Regions from separate parts of the Mus musculus genome. Here region 2 is linked to region 1. A link is a loop called in an ENCODE intact Hi-C map of the cell type or tissue named here. Cell type or tissue: left cerebral cortex. All regions are shown on one strand.

Region 1 (8,000 bases):
TGCTATAACAAAATACTATGATCAAGGACCCTGAAAAAAGAAAGTGTTTAACTTATATTACCATTTCAGAGAGTTGGAGTCCAGATAAGGGAGCAAACGAGCAACAGAGAGTTCACATCTTGACCCACAACCTGGAGGCAGAGAGAGATAAATGGGAATGGTGTGGGCTTCTGAAACCCCAAAGCTCAACCCCAGTGACGCGCATCTTCTAACAAGGCCGAACCTTCTAATCCTTCCCATACTTTTCCACCAACTGGAGACCAATTATTCAAACATACAAGCCCATGGGGTTATTTTATATAGGAAAAAATGTATATAATCAGAACTACAAGTATTTTATGATGTTTTAAATATTTGTGTGTGTGTGTGTGTGTGTGTGTGTGTGTGTGTGTGTGTGTGTGTGTGTGTAAGACATGTATACCATGGTCAGTGTCTCTTGCCTGCTGCATTCTATTATTTAGTTCAGGAGAGAAAAGGCTTGGTGCACAAACCATTTCACGCACAGCTTCTCACCATTCTTGTATGACAGCATTGCATTGGCTTCCAGATAATAAGAGTGGGGCCCGGAAAAGGTGACACAAAAGTTCCAGAATCATCCAAACACAGATTTAAAACCAGGTGTTTTGACTCTAGGACCTATGGTCTTTTAAACCCAAACTTCTGCTTACTGAAAATAGTCATTTAATGGCCAACAGTGAGTTTCTATGTTACCAATACTCTGGCCCTCAAAGATAGTTGAGGCTCTTACCAGGAAGATCTTCACAGCCTAGAGAGGATATTCTGTGAACACAAGAACAATGTTCTGTGTGTCCCTGAATTTAATTCTGGACACTATTCATCGCTGAGCCTAAATGGCATATGAATAAATATACTAAAACTTAAAACACCTTGCAAGGTGATGCTAATGTGGTGAGGAACTGCTCTGGAAAAGCACAAAGTGCTGCATCAACTTAGAATGCTGTCTAACTTTGTTCCATTTCAAGCAGAACTTTAATTTCCATTAGAACGCCACAGTAAGCTCTTACACAATCAGGTTCTTTTTATTTTATCGTATGTTGTCTCCTTCACACTCAACAAACCTTCATGAGGAAGACTATAGTTCCTATTTAAAGAGTTCTTTCATTCCCTAATCTGACCTGGCTACCATCTCTTCAGCACATCTACCATACCCTGTTGGAAATAAAAGGAGGGGGCGAAGCTATCCTGGAGGCCCTGGCACACATCCTACAACACTTAATTCTCCCCACATGGCAGTTATCTGCTGACAAGTCTTCCTGTTCTTCAGATCAGTATTAGTTGATAGTTTCCTAAGGAAAACTTTTCAGAATCTCAAAATAAAACCAAGCCTCTCCCTAAAAACAAAACAAACAAGTGGTCACCGCCATCCCAGGGACTGTGGAGAGATGATTCTGGAACTTTTGTGTCACCTTTTCCGGTTAAGAGCATTTGCTGTTCATGCAGAGGACCCGGATCCGATTCAGTGTCAAATAGTCACATTTGGATGACTCAAAGCCATCTGAACTCCAGTTCCGAGGGATCGATGGCACCTTCCTGCCTCCATGGGTATCAGGTATACATATTGTGCAAGTACAGACATGCAGGCACTCACAAATAAACAGAAAATAAAAATGAATGACTCTCTTAAATCATTTTATTAATCAAAGCACCTAACAACCGTCCTTCATAGATGTCTCTCACTGAAGTCCTGGATCCGCAGGTAAAGCCCCACGATGAATATTCCGTTCAGGAAAACACAAGCTGACGCGGGAGAATGCCTTAGAATGAGAATTTTCTCTTTCAACTGCTGGCCATGGTGCTCAGCACATCCTCTGTGAGAGGTCTCTCTGTTCAGACTGTCCCGGGTCCCACGCTGTGTAGCCCAGGCTGTCCCGGGTCCCACGCTGTGTAGCCCAGGCTGTCCCGGGTCCCACGCTGTGTAGCCCAGGCTGTCCCGGGTCCCACGCTGTGTAGCCCAGGCTGTCCCGGGTCCCACGCTGTGTAGCCCAGGCTGTCCCGGGTCCCACGCTGTGTAGCCCAGGCTGTCCCAGGTCCCACGCTGTGTGGCTGCATTCCTTGAGTACTTTCCAACAAAAGTTATAGAACTTGTGACTTGTCCTAGGACACAGTTAAAGGAGCTCCCCCATAGTTAAAGAAGCCAAAGCTGTATAACATCACCAACTAACTGTTGGTATTTCCTTCATGTTCATCTCTTCCTGTGTTTAATCTGCTCATTGTTTTGTGTGGTACTTGTGTTCACACACTCAGAGGCTCCAGATTTCATGGGGACCTGATGACCATCAACCTCCTAGAGAAAGAAGTAACGGATCTTAGAAACTTCAAGTGTGAAATGGTCGCCATGGTCCCTGGAGTGACCTATGACCCAGACCCTCGGAAGGCTGAGGCGTTGCTGCTTTATATACACCTGCCCCAAGCAGGTGCTTAGCTAGGTGTATGCTAGGTACTCCCTATAGAGATTTAGGGTTTCCCTTAGTGGGGGGATAACACCAGAAACGATATTTGACTCTCAAAGTTGAGCTAAGTAAGGATAAGCACTCTTTTTTTGTTGTTTGTTTGTTTGGTTGGTTGGTTGGTTGGTTGGTTGGTTTGGTTTTTTTTGAGACAGGGTTTCTCTGTGTAGCTCTGGCTGTCCTGGAACTCACTTTGTAGACCAGGCTGGCCTCGAACTCAGAAATCTGCCTGCCTCTGCCCCCCGAGTGCTGGGATTAGGCGTGTGCCACCACGCCTGGCAAGGATAAGCACTCTTAAAAAAATAAATAAAAGAAAATATTCTGGGGGAGATGAGGAATAATAAAAAGTTTGAGATTGAATATTATATAAATGGAATAATACGTAAGTATTATTATTTAACTATTCCTATGTACTATTTCATTGTGTGTCTCTGTGTGTGAGAGACATAGATACATGAGTGTATAAGTATGTGCAACCAAGAGTCTATATCCAGAACATCATCCATCTTCCCTGATCACTCTCTACCTCAGAGACAGAGCCTCTGGCTGAACTAGACTCTTGTCTAAATTTCTGCTAGGAAAACTGGCTAAGGTTTTCATGGGATCCACCTGTCTCTGCACCCTAATAATAGAGTAGTCACATGCGGCCATGCCAGCTTTCTTGTTTGCTGTTAGCTATTCAATCCCAGGTCTTCTTGTTTATACAGCAAGCCTTTCTATGCACTGAGCCTCATCCCATTACCCAATACATTATTTCTTTATGTAAATTCTAAAGTCTATCTTTTCAATATCCTTTTTCCAACATCGAAGGAGTTTGGTTTTTTTTAATCTGTTATATTAAATAATTCCTGGTTATGATGTTCAGGGACTTAATTTTCATGGTGAATACAGTCATACTTGGGGGAAAGCTCACAAAGAAGTTAGAAAATTTACAGGAGGATTGTTCTGTGGGAAGACTTCCACCCACGTGGGCTGTAGCTGTGTGACAGCAACTCCTCCCCATGGCCTCCCGTCAAGCCAGAGTTGCTCGAACATGACTGACACATTTCATCTAAGCCCCTACTTGGCTGCTGTAGCCAACTGTCGCTGCTAAATGACTTAATCTTTGCTAAACTTCGGTGCAGGAAAAGCAGCGTCGTTGAAATGCACCCACGTACAGACCCGAGACTCTAATGAGATCATTTGACATTCTGATGGATATGAAGTCTACATTGTGTTGTGACTTGCCTGCCACCATTGATAGGGTGTCTTCCCAGTCTGAGAGGTTCAAAAGTGATTGTTATTTCACAATCCGCCCTAACTCTGAGAAGAACAGGGGAAATGAAGGCGCTAATTGAAGTTATTTGTTACAAGGTAAATTTTTAATCACACTATATACATACTTTTTTTTCTTAGGGAAAAGAATTGTTAAGAGGACAGAGGGGCATAAATATTTAATGTGATCTCCTAAAAATAAAGGGATTGAGTGGGTTCCTTCATGAATGTATATTTATATGCCTTGGGTGGAGTGAGCATTGGAATGCGAGACACCACTAGTTACAGCTTCTGCCTAAGTCCCTTGTAGATAATCCACTTCCACTCTAAGACACCCAGAACTTTCTTACTGGGATTTCGGATCAGTTCGGATTTTGTGGTAAACCCACACTTCCCCAAAGCATTAGTGTGCCGATTCCTCTCTGCTGAGTGAGAATCTTTTCCAGAAACCCAGATAGCCTTTGTGAGCAGGGGTGGGGGTGAGAATGAAGCGGGAGAGCCCCCACTAGACTCCATCACTGAGTCGTGTAAATCCCACTAGAACATTTACATGTGAGGTGGGCAGAAAGGGCCCCCATCGGCATTAGCGTGCAGTGCTCCGTTCCCACCCGGGCTTGAGAAAGATAAATTGCTATTATCAGGAGAATTAGGAAGGGAAATGTATGGCTTATGTCACCGACAGTTTCTTTACCAAAGGAGACTGCCCTATGCTTGTCAATCACCCACCCAGCAGGCTGAGAGCCTGTGTACAAATCTAAATACTCCCAAGTTGGATTTGGATGATCACGGCTCCTCCCGCCCCTTGCCTTCCCGCCCACCTCCATAGAGGGTGTCCATTCATTTGCCTGTGATTCTTTACCATGAATTCAAACTCGTGAGTCTTTCGCCTCTTTTCTCTCTCTACCCCATATTTTCTTTCTTTTTTTTAATTAAATATTTTATTTATTTGCATCTCAAATGCTGTCCCCCTTCTTGGTCCCCCCTCGTAGAGGTCTACCCCATCCCCTTTGCCTTTGAGAAGGTGCCCCACTCCAGGTATCAGGTCACCTGACGCCTGGGCCCCAAGTCTGCAGGACTGGGCGCATCCTCCCTCACTGCAGCCAGACAAGGCAGCCCTCTGCTCCATATGAGCCGCGTTCTTTTTTTGAAATAGTCCCGTTAATTCTTCGAGAATTTCATACAATGTATTTTGATCAGATTCACCCTCTCCCTCCCACTTTCTTTGAACTTTAAAGTTTTATCTTGCCAGCAATCAGAACTCAAAGGCAGACATGCACAAGTTTCGGTCCACACTCAACAATTCAAATTGCTTCTAATTTTGGCAAAATGCCCCGCTATCTCCAACTTCCCAAGGCAGATGAGACACACAAGTGAGAAGAATGATGGTCTCCTGCTATTCACACGCCATGTTGATGGAGTCATTATTTGTGCCAATAAGACTCACTGTCATCTAATTTTAACCTGCTCCTCTCTTAATTATGCCGCATAGTTTTCGGTCCTCTCTTTTGTTAATCTTGCAATCTTCGTTTCATAGAATCTAAGTCTATAAACAGCTGAATTTTTTGAATAATTTACTGAGGGTCTATTGTGTTCAAAACATCCTGCATTTTGTCTTGTGTAGGGGTTAAAAGTTATAAAAATAGAAACTGGATCTGCATGGCACTGAGTGTGGGGCACCATGAAAACGACTGAAGGGGATGGGCGGGATGGCTCAGTGGGTAAAGGTGTTTGCTGCCAAGACTGATGACCTGAGGTCAACCCCCAAATCTGTGTGGTATGTAGAAGACAGATTCCCACTCCTGTAAACTGTCCTCTGACCACACCACATGTATGCTTCAGTTTATTCTCTGTGTCTCACCCCCCCTCCCTCCCTCCCTCCCTTCCTCCCTCCCTCCCTCCCTCCCCCTCTCTCTGCCTCTGCCTCTCCCTCTCCCTCTGCCTCTCCCTCTCCCTCTCTCTCTCTTCCTCTCCCTCTCCCTCTCTCTCTCTCTCTCTCTCTCTCTCTCTCTCTCTCACACACACACACACACACACACACACAAATGAATGTAAAACTATGTGAAAAAAAGAAATAAAGAGTTAGGTCAGGAAAGGGATGGAAAGGGCATTCAATAATTTATTTCATGTTTTAAAAACTACATACTCGATCTTACCATTCTGTTGTAATGTCTTCATTATAGATGTTACTGCCTGGGTGTTTTCTAGTTCACTTATGTATTTATTCTTTTTTTTTTTCCACTTACTCCAAATACAGGAACCATAAGAGGAACAAACTCACAACTTTGAAAGGATTTTTGTCTGAGAATGTCAAAGAAATGTTTAATTACATATCACATGGATGCGTGATGGGTGGATGGATGAATTGTTAGAACCCAGAAGGGTTTTTTAAGCTTGTACCTCCAGGGCACTGTCCTTCTAGAACCTTTAGCCCCATACAGTGACCTAATCTTGTTGCCTAATGTGTATATTTTTAATTCTGAATGTATCCATATTAAGTAAAAAAAAAAATGTGTGTGATAAGTCCACAACAGAACTTGACTCTTTTTTTATTCATCACCTAGCAAGCCTCCAATTTCATAGTGCACATGTGTGTGTGTGCGCGCGAGTATGTGTGTGTGTGTGTGTGTGTGTGTGTTCTGTTGTATATATGTCCTTTTGTGTCATGTGTGTGGAGGTCAGAGGTCAATGTCAGGTGACGTTATTTTTCTTCGCTTGAATTTTTGAGACGGAATCTCTCGATGAATCTGGAGCTCACAGATCTTACTAAACCAGCTGGTCAGTGAGCCTAGGATGGCCCTGTCTTCACCACCACAGTGGTGAAATGACATCAGTGCTAAAGATCCAAACTGGAGCCATAATGTTTCCTTAGCAAGCACCATCCTGAATGAAGTGTGTCCCCAAACCCTAATTTCACAGTCTTTATTTCAAGGTTACCTCTTAATTATTTACTTAGTTCCAAAGAGTTGGGTCGCATCTTCCTGCCCCAAGAATTCTTCCAGCTGCCTTCCTGCAGCTGCATCTCCTCTCTACTTCCCAGTTATGAGATGTCGGCCTTTATACTTATTTGACTTACGACAAGCAGGAGTCTATAGCTCCTGGAAGAGGCTCTGCTGCCTCAGAGAACAAACAGGCCACTCAAAATCCCCGACATTTCAAGAAGCTCATTTGTATTTCATTACAGTTACGATGCTCATGAACAAGTAAGTCTTTACTCCTTTCTCAAGTCAGTGGTGTGAGTAAGCCTTGCACATAATACGCGTCCATGCCACACAGTTATCCTTTGAGAGCTCCTCTCTGCTTGATGGTGTTGCAATTGGCTCTCCACTGTATAGGACATAGACAGAGTTAAAAAGAGGCAGATTTCCCCTTGGGAGATCTGAATGAGTGTGTTTAAATGGTAACTTTTATGTGCAGTATGTCTTACTACAATAAAAAAGATGTAATAACGTAGCTGTAAAAGAATTAAGTGCATACTAGTGGTCACCCCAGATGGGCCTGGGGTCATCCAGAGATGAATAAATAAAGGTCTCAGAGCCAACCTTGAAAGAAGCAAATGGCTTCTACACTGTCTCTCACTCAGGGCTGATTCATGTACAACAGCCTTGGTGGCAAGGGATAGCTATTATTTCACTGTTTTCTTGTTCGTGTGTGTGTGTGTGTGTGTGTGTGTGTGTGTGTGTGTGTGTGTGTGTGTGTATGTGTGTGTGTGTGTGTATTTGTGTATGAGTGTGTGTGTTTGTTTGTGTACGAGTGTGCATGTTTATGTGTGTATGAGTGTGTGTGTATGTGTGTGTATGAGTGTGTGTTTGTGTGTACATGAGTTTGTGTGTATATGACTGGTGTGTTTGTGTGTGAGAGTGTGTGTGTTTGTGTGTGTATGACTATGTGTGTATGAGTGTGTGTGTATGTGTGTGTATGAGTGTGTGTGTTTGTGTGTATGAGTATGTGTGTATGAGTGTGTGTGTTTGTGTGTGTATGAGTGTGTGTGTATGAATATGTGTATATGAGTGTGTGTGTTTGTGTGTATGAGTGTGTGTATGTTTATGTTTATGAGTGTGTGTGTTTGTGTATGAGTGTGTGTTTATGTGTGTATGAGTGTATGTATCTGTGTGTGTATGGGTGTTTGTGTGTGTATGAGTGTGTGTGTTTGTGTGTATGAGTGTGTGTGTTTATGTGTGTATGAATGTGTGTTTGTGTGTATATGTTTGTGTGTGTATGAGTGTGTGTGTATGAGTGTGTGTGCATGAGTGGGTGTGTATGAGTATGTGTTTGTGTGTA
Region 2 (8,000 bases), 140 kb after region 1:
GGAGGGATGACTCGCTAGTCCAGTGCTCAGTCCTCAAGCTAAAAGCTTTCCCTGCCCCTACTCGGAGGAAGCCTGACTCCTCAGATAGTTCTCAGTTGTAAAATGCTTTCTGGCTGACCTCCCACTCTCTAGCCACACCTCCACCTCTTCCCCACACACACTGGAGGGACATGCTGCCTCTGTACATCTCAGCAACACAGATCCAGTGACTTTCCAGCCAAAAGGCCTTCCTTCACATCTGTCCCCAACAAGAGTCATAAGAGTCAACAGCTTTGTGAGTTCTTCCTTCTGACTCCCTCCCAGTGGGTTAGCAGGAAGAGATGCATGAAAACAATGGCCCTGTCTCCCCTTGCTTCCCACAGAGCAAACCACTCTCTCTGCTTTTAACTTGTATACAAGACCTAAGAGATGGCTACCACCTCACCTCACGTGCTGGCTGCCCAGTCTCCATTTACCCATTTTCTGTCTCCCTTCTCTCTCATAAGCCTTCTTCTCAGTCCACATAGCCCAGAACGGGGCAGGACCCCAAACAAACCCCACACCCAACATGGAGAAGACAGGAGAAAAAGCCATGGTCTGTTTGTATTGCAGTGAAGAACAACAACTAGGTAAAGATGAGTGCCAGCTTGTGGTTCAGAGTCTACACTGTACTACAGCATGGCTGATGTGGGCCAAGCCCTTGGACTGGCCCAGAGACCAGCTGACCCACGGGACGGGATCTCTCAGGGGAAACCGGCTCAGCCTACCAAGCCGGCCACTTACAAAAGCAGCTTGTGAAACAACAGATTTGTTCTGTGCTGGCTACCGAGAGTCCTGTTCAAGCTTGAGACTTTTTTTTCCTTTTTCTCTTTTTATTGGTTATTTTATGTATTTACATTTCAAATGTTATTCCCTTTCCCGGTTTCCCCTCTGGACCTCCCCCACACCCCTCCCCCTGCTTCTATGCCGATGTTCCCCTCCCACCTCACCGCCCTGGCATCTCTCTACACTGGGGCTTCGAGCCTTCACAGGACCAAGGAATTCTCTTTCTACTGATGTCAGGCTCTTTTTAAATGACTATTAAACTGCAGGGCTTGGAAGAAAGAGTCCTGTCCTGACCATCGGTTCAGGGTCCTGCCTGCTAAACAGAAGTACTCATGGCCATTTCTGAAGTACTTCAGAAAAAGCACTAACCACCCCCTGCCACGCCCACCCTGGTAACTATCACCCGGCCATGCCCACCGAGGACCCAAGGAAACACTAGCCATCCCACTGCCATGTCCACCCAGGACCGGCTGACACCTGATTCTCTGACAGTTGGATTTATCAACGGTGTAACTATGAAGCTCTTGAGGAAATCCTCATAAAAGTCTCGCTAAAGAGTGTTGGCCTAGACTGTCTCTCTCAGCAGCACTTTCACCATCTACACGGGCTTGATATTTTAGTCCCTCCTGAGCTCGGACACTTTTGTATTTCAGGTTTTCTTGTGGTAGAGTGAGAGGTTTGAGGTCAGTGAACTCTTTAAAAACAAGCAAAACAACATTATTTAGACATTTTTCCATTTTAAAGATTCATTCTTATTTTGCGTGCATGAGGATATAGAAACATGTCTATGTACCACGAACATGCCTGGTGGCCTTGGAGGTCAGAAAACAGTATCAGTTCCCCTGGAACTGCAACCACAGATGGCTGTAAACTGCCATGTGGACCCTGACAACAGGGCAAGTGTCCTCTGCAGGAGCAAATGGCTCTCTTGACGGCTGAGCCACCTCTCCAGCTCCCCTGTTTGTTTGTTTGTTTGCTTGCTTGCTTAACAGTTTACAATCCTAATAGTTTTCTAGGCATTTCAGCATTAATTCTCTATCTACTTATTTAACTCTGGCTAGGGACTGAACCCAGGGTCTTGGACATAACAGACAGGCCCTCCACCACTGAGCTGCACCCCCAGGCCTCCACCATCTACCTACAAACATCCACTTAGACTCTTTGACTGGCAAGTAACAGGGAAATCGATGAGTAAGCGAAGATCTCTTTAGTGACTTACACACAGAAAACGTGGCAGGCGGGATTCCAACCTGAAGACCACATTTCCCACTTGCCTAACTAGCTCGAGGGAAGACAAAAATTACATAGGAGATCACTGAAGTTTACGGGCTTGTAAAGAGCCATGTTAACAAACATTTAAAAAGAAAAGGGGCTCCCGCAGTACCTCCCTCCCTCTGCTTCGCAGCTCCCCTCGGCTAGCATGCATGACTTTGTTTGTATTCACTTGCATTAGGGCCAGGGCCACAGACAGAAACTGTGGATTTCCGGAATGCCCCTTCACTACCTAAGTCGTTTCACTGAATGGCTTGGCTGAGCAATTTAATACAGAGGGTCTCTCTCTTCTTTATTCTAGAAATGGCAGTACAACCTTCGGCTTGTGTCAGCCAGTTTTTCCTCCAGTTAACATAACTTTCTACATTTTTTAGAAAAAAAACTACATCTTTCTTCATTTATTTGTTCTTATGAAGTAAACCTAGAAGCCCTCAAATATTTTTTCTTTGAAATCAAATAAAGAAATATTCATCCATGCAGAAGAAAAGAGAGCACAGGAGAGTCCCTGGCTCCGCTTTATAATATTACAGCACGTGGTGCAGTCTCGTGTCTGTATTTATTTCCAGTCATTTAGTTTATGATGGAGAATAACTTTTGATTACTGATGCTCGCAGTATTATTCTCTCTGTCTTGGACTGTTTGAGGACCTGTATTTTATTACAAAGTCCAATAAAAATAAAGTGAAAAGCCCACAGGTCCCCAAACTGCTTCCTGGCCGGGGCTGTACGTCACTCGTTTCCAATCTGGAAGGAATTTCCTTCCCCTGTAAGTCTCTGTCGCTTGCTCATAAGCAAATTTATCTCCTAATGCCTCCTTCTTTATTTTAGCCATTAATCTCCCATTGAGAGTCCTACCAAATGCTTTCTGCAGATAAAAATATTTAATGTTTACTAGATTTCCCCATTCCACGCAACATATATTGCTTAAAGGGGGGAAAAAATCAATCTTTTCTACCTGAATTCAAGTTTGTTAGTTTGACTCCGTATGTTTCCCTCGGAAGTAAGAAATCCTATTTCTTTTGCTACAGGTTGAATTATGTCCAAACAAAAGAAGTCAAAATTGTAACCTTAGACTCCTCTTCTAGAAGGTGAGCTTATTTGGAAATGGGGTGGTTGAGTTGGTAATCATTTAAGAAGAAAGCACACTGAGTAAAGTGTCTGTTGTCTGGCTGGAATCCACAGAAGAGGCCCAGGCACACAGAGAGAAGATGCCTGACGGCAGAGGTCAGGCCCGGGAAGCTGAGTGTGACCCTATTTCATTCAGCAAAGGTCAGCAAGGAAATGAGTGGGACTGAACCTGCGGAAATGCCTGTTGTAGGAGTGGATGGCAGGCAGGGCGTACATGGCGGGCAGGGCGCACATGGCGCGCCTGCATTTAAAAGTCCTCCCCAGATGGGATAGCAGGTTGGTTTTCACCCTATAAGAGGTTTAACTTCCTGGCCTAGTTTAAGGACGTGTAAACAAAGTTACACTTCAAAGCCCAGTCCCCCAGCCCCTCATGCCTCTGTACCTCTCTCCCTGTGTCTTCCCTGAACCACACATAAGCTTGAGCCTTTTTCTTTCCATCAAAAAACCAAGTCAGAAGTTCTTCATGCCCTCCCCTCCCCTCTCCATCTACCTGTGAAGTCTTACAAAGTTCCACGACACTCCACTGCTTTGCAGTGCTTCAAAGCAGTCTTGGAAATACAACCTCTGGGTCATAGTTACAGGCTGCTAGCCGGGGCCATGCCATTATGTAAGGCTACTCCATTATAATGGAACTGTGACCATTGCCAGAAGTACGGTAACTTAATGCCCTGGATTATGATTATGTGGAGTAACTGCGTCTAGATTCTTTCCCCCGCCCCCAGAGCTGTTTTGGGCATAACCTGTCCCGTGACTACTTATCAATCACGTGATCTGTTACAGAGACCATACTTTTCCTCTGAAACCTACAAGGAGGAGGCCCAACTCCTGCCATGTGGGCTGCACTGTCCTGTGAGCCCCTGCAATGTTCTCTGTCTGTCTGTCCATACCACTAATAACTGCTCTAAGAAATCTCTTACCCCAAAGGGCAATCTGCCCCGGTGTCCCCCTGCCTCTCTCACCCTGCCTCTCTCCCCCAGCCTCTCTCACCCGGCCTCTCTCACCCGGCCTCTCTCACCCGGCCTCTCTCACCCGGCCTTTAACCCAACACTGCTCTGTTCTTACGTTTTCTCCAGTGGTGGAGGCTCATTAACAACTCTTCTTGTTATAAGTTAAACACTTTTACTTAGGAAACATGAGACCTTGTTTTAAAAGGACATTAAAACAAACCAGGCTGGTACACCATGGGGATCAGAATGCACCATCTGGAACAATACTCCTTGAGCAAGGAAGACTTGCAGCACATGACAGGGGCACTCAGGGTGGCTTGTGACAATCTTCTGGTGTCACTTGCCATTTGAATCATATTAAAGCTTTAGGTAGTAATTGGCTCTTAGTCACGGCACGGTTTTGTTTTTTGTTTCTTGTGGTCCAAGTGAATCTCCCGGGACTTTCACGGGTCTTTTATGATTGAATGACCTCACTTATTTACTTTCCGACTTCTCCGCTTCATCTCACTGTCCCCGTATTACTCTCTTCTTAGTAGGTTGGATTTCAGATCAGCTAACCCCTGGCTCCTGCTACTCCCTGGCCCCACTTTTATTTCCTCTGCTTTGCAAAATTCTGGCCGAGTTCAAAACTCCTTGCCCGTTCCGTCAAGGTGCACCCTCCTGTGGGCCCGGGTCCCTCCAGCCCCAGGTTTTTACGAGTGCTTCTCTGCACAGATCGGCATCAGCAGTTCAAGCCCGGTGACTTTACGACTGCGTATCCATGCTTATTTATCTGTCTGTATTATCCCTGAAGATAAGGGCTAGAATAACCTGGAGGACAGCTTGTCAGCTGTTGCCAGCGCGCCGACGGCCCTAGCTTCCCAAAGATAAAGGCAGTTCTGCATCTCCGCCTTCGAAAAGTGTGCAGCATGGGCTGCTGGGCCAGAATCCCCTCACCTAAGCACATCAGCTTGCTTCCTGCGTCTGTTTTCTCTAAGCATGACACTTCATATCTTGCCATCCTTTAGGGACTCGATGAAAGCCAACACAGCCCCTCTTCCCCCACTCCCATGTTTCTTACATTCCCTCACCCCAGCTCTTCCTTAACTCCCACTTCTCTCACCAGATTCCCACTCATTCAATCAAAGGTCCCCGCACATCACCCCCTCCAGAAGCACCCTCAATTCTCATCTTCAGACCTTGGGTTGGGCCCAATGAACCTCTGGTGCAGCTGTAAACGAACTGTCCTTTTCACCTGCTTCTTAAAAATCCATTTCCACTTCCCTGTCCTGTGCCCGGCTGAGCCAAAGCTGCCCGACAACCGAGAGCTATGTGCCGTTCCGTTTGGCAGATGTCTGAAGAGCTTGTACGGCCGCCATCATTTCTGGGATTCAGAAGAGGAAGAGACTTGATAGGTTTGCAAGTGCAGAAGTCTGGATGATAACTAACGGTGATTCGTAACCAGATTCATTTTATAGATCTCTTTTCTAGTGAGTTCACATCTAACATTTTCATCAATCCTCAAAGCGCTGGGGCGGATACAGAAGAGCACAGCTGAGCATCTCATACGCATCTCCTGAAGCTTCAGTCAGCAGCTTCTGAAAAGTGTCGCTCTGGACAACACTGGCCACAGCCTAGCAGGAAGAGTCAGCTGTGTCCCCTTTCTTACAAAATAGGATAGCGTGGGAGTCATGCTGAGGTCAGTGGCTTGCAAGGTTACTGTATTATGTAATAATGTATTCTCATACCTTAATTGTTGGATAATACATGAATTTAATTGCACAAGGTCAGGTCATGTAGGGAAAAACAAGAGCCTGGATCGTTCTCTGACTGCGCTCCTTCACTGGGACTACTCTGACTGAATACTAAAGAGCCACACAAAAGTAGGCCTTGAGTCACTTAGGCGACTCTTGCTCTGCTCTCTGAGGTCATCACGAGATCCTGCACACGGCACAAACTAAATACAGGTTATTTTGGCTCACGGACCTGGAGGCTGGAGCGTCCAAGAACACAGCATTGGTGAGGACCACTGAGCTGCTTCCTAGCAAGGCAGAAAGCACATAGGCAACATAGACAGAGAAGAAAAGTAAGCAGGCACACAGCAGGCTGCTCATGCCTGCGAAAATGGCATTAATCTACACATAAGGGCCTATGTGAGAGCTTCTTAAAGGCCTGCCTCTTAATACTAGCGGCTAGGAGGTTCAACTTCTGCCCAAATGTGACAGGAGGCATTTAGGTCACAGCAGTGCTGTCCAACACACAAATGCCTTGGCTAAGGTATTATTTGTAATGACGAACAGCACCACACTAACACAGTTAGTTCCATTTCTCCAGAAGAACTGTTTCTGCAATAACCTAAATGGTATAAATCACAGACTTGTAACAGTTTAAGTTTAAAGTAACGGTCAAAGCTGTTGACGGAGGATTCCCGACATATCAGAGTACTGATGGACTTGCTTACCAGTTAGTTATAGCTAGAAAATGGCAGGAGATGTGTTCAGGCACTGGAAAGTTGGGAGCTAAAGACACAGACCCTGAGATAACTCAGATTTGCAAGTTAACTGAGAGGCTCTTTACATCAGCTGCTGTAAATATGTTCAGATACATACATAGGAAATATGATTCAGTGAGTTTAAAGACAAGGGCTCAGCAGAAGAGTGAAATGTTGTAGTTAAATGATAATTCCAAAATAAACAAAGAGAAAAACAAACAAACAAAAATTCCAAACCCCAACATATACACTGGCATAAATTTTACCTGGTGAATTGAAAAGCAAACTTGAGATACAAAATAAAGGATAAGGCGCATGAATAAATAAACATGCTTTCATAATTCCTAATTTTCGTTTGGAGAACAAAAGTACTAAGAAGAGTGATAGTGATGGTGAGGATGGTGATGGTGGTGAGGATGGTGATGGTGATTGAAAGTTAACCACATAGGACTTGAGCAGCCTTTGGGACAATACCAGTCTGTCTTACACTTGCACACTTAGGATCCTTGAAGGAAAGCCAGATACCATGGGGCAGATATTTCTTAACAAAATAGTTCTAGGGGCAAGAGATATGTCACAGTGACTACACACATACACTGCTCTCACAGAATACCCAAGTTCAGTTACCAGAAAAGCACTCAAAATTTAGACACCAAAGATCTCAATCTAAATGACACTTTAAATAACATTCTAAATGGCAAGAGAACTTATGAAGGAAGCTAGAAAACACTTTACCTCATGGTGAACAAAAGGAAAAAGTTAGGTCTTTGGAAAGACTAATAAAATTGACAAAACTCCTGTAAGACTCTATCAGGAGAGGGAAAAATAAAAATGAAAAAGCAGCGGTCAGGGTGAAGAATGAGCTGTGACTACAGACCCTACAGACATCAGACTAGGACCATGGTGAGCTGTGACTACAGACCCTACAGACATCAGACTAGGCCCACGGTGAGCTGTGACTACAGACCCTACAGACATCAGACTAGGACCATGGTGAGCTGTGACTACAGACCCTACAGACATCAGACTAGGACCATGGTGAGCTGTGACTACAGACCCTACAGACATCAGACTAGGCCCACAGTGAGCTGTGACTACAGACCCTACAGACATCAGACTAGGCCCACGGTGAGCTGTGACTACAGACCCTACAGACATCAGACTAGGACCACGGTATGAACAACTTCACAACCACAATCCTAGCAGCTCAATGCATCTGGGTGGCAATGGAGCGGATATCTGTAAGAAAGCTTGCAGTCTCTCGGTTATTCATTCGGGGGAGTAGCAAACAAAACAGTAGCTACAGTGTGAGTTACGGGATGTTCTCAACTGACGAAGCCTGTGGATGTCCATACAGCCAGGTTGTGCTGCTAGCGAGCA

The links. Hi-C counts contacts between places; a loop is a spot of excess contacts. Peaks named below come from ENCODE experiments on the same cell type or tissue, not always from the same donor. Only the 100,000 strongest peaks of a DNase experiment are listed, where the experiment ranks them.
Region 2: it touches region 1 in a loop (2.0-fold over the local background); 2 of 42 quality-filtered maps call a loop at or near these places.

What each region holds. Positions count from the first base shown.
Region 1 is chr6:137,942,295-137,950,294 of GRCm38, reverse strand. No RefSeq gene overlaps it. Among named protein-coding and RNA genes, the nearest start is that of Gm38552, 90 kb to the right of the region's middle. In left cerebral cortex, no CTCF peak of the experiment used is centred here; a DNase peak (open chromatin) is centred at 4,007.
Region 2 is chr6:137,800,193-137,808,192 of GRCm38, reverse strand. All of the region lies in intron 6 of Dera (deoxyribose-phosphate aldolase (putative)), which reads right to left. Among named protein-coding and RNA genes, the nearest start is that of Dera, 50 kb to the right of the region's middle. In left cerebral cortex, no CTCF peak of the experiment used is centred here; no DNase peak of the experiment used is centred here.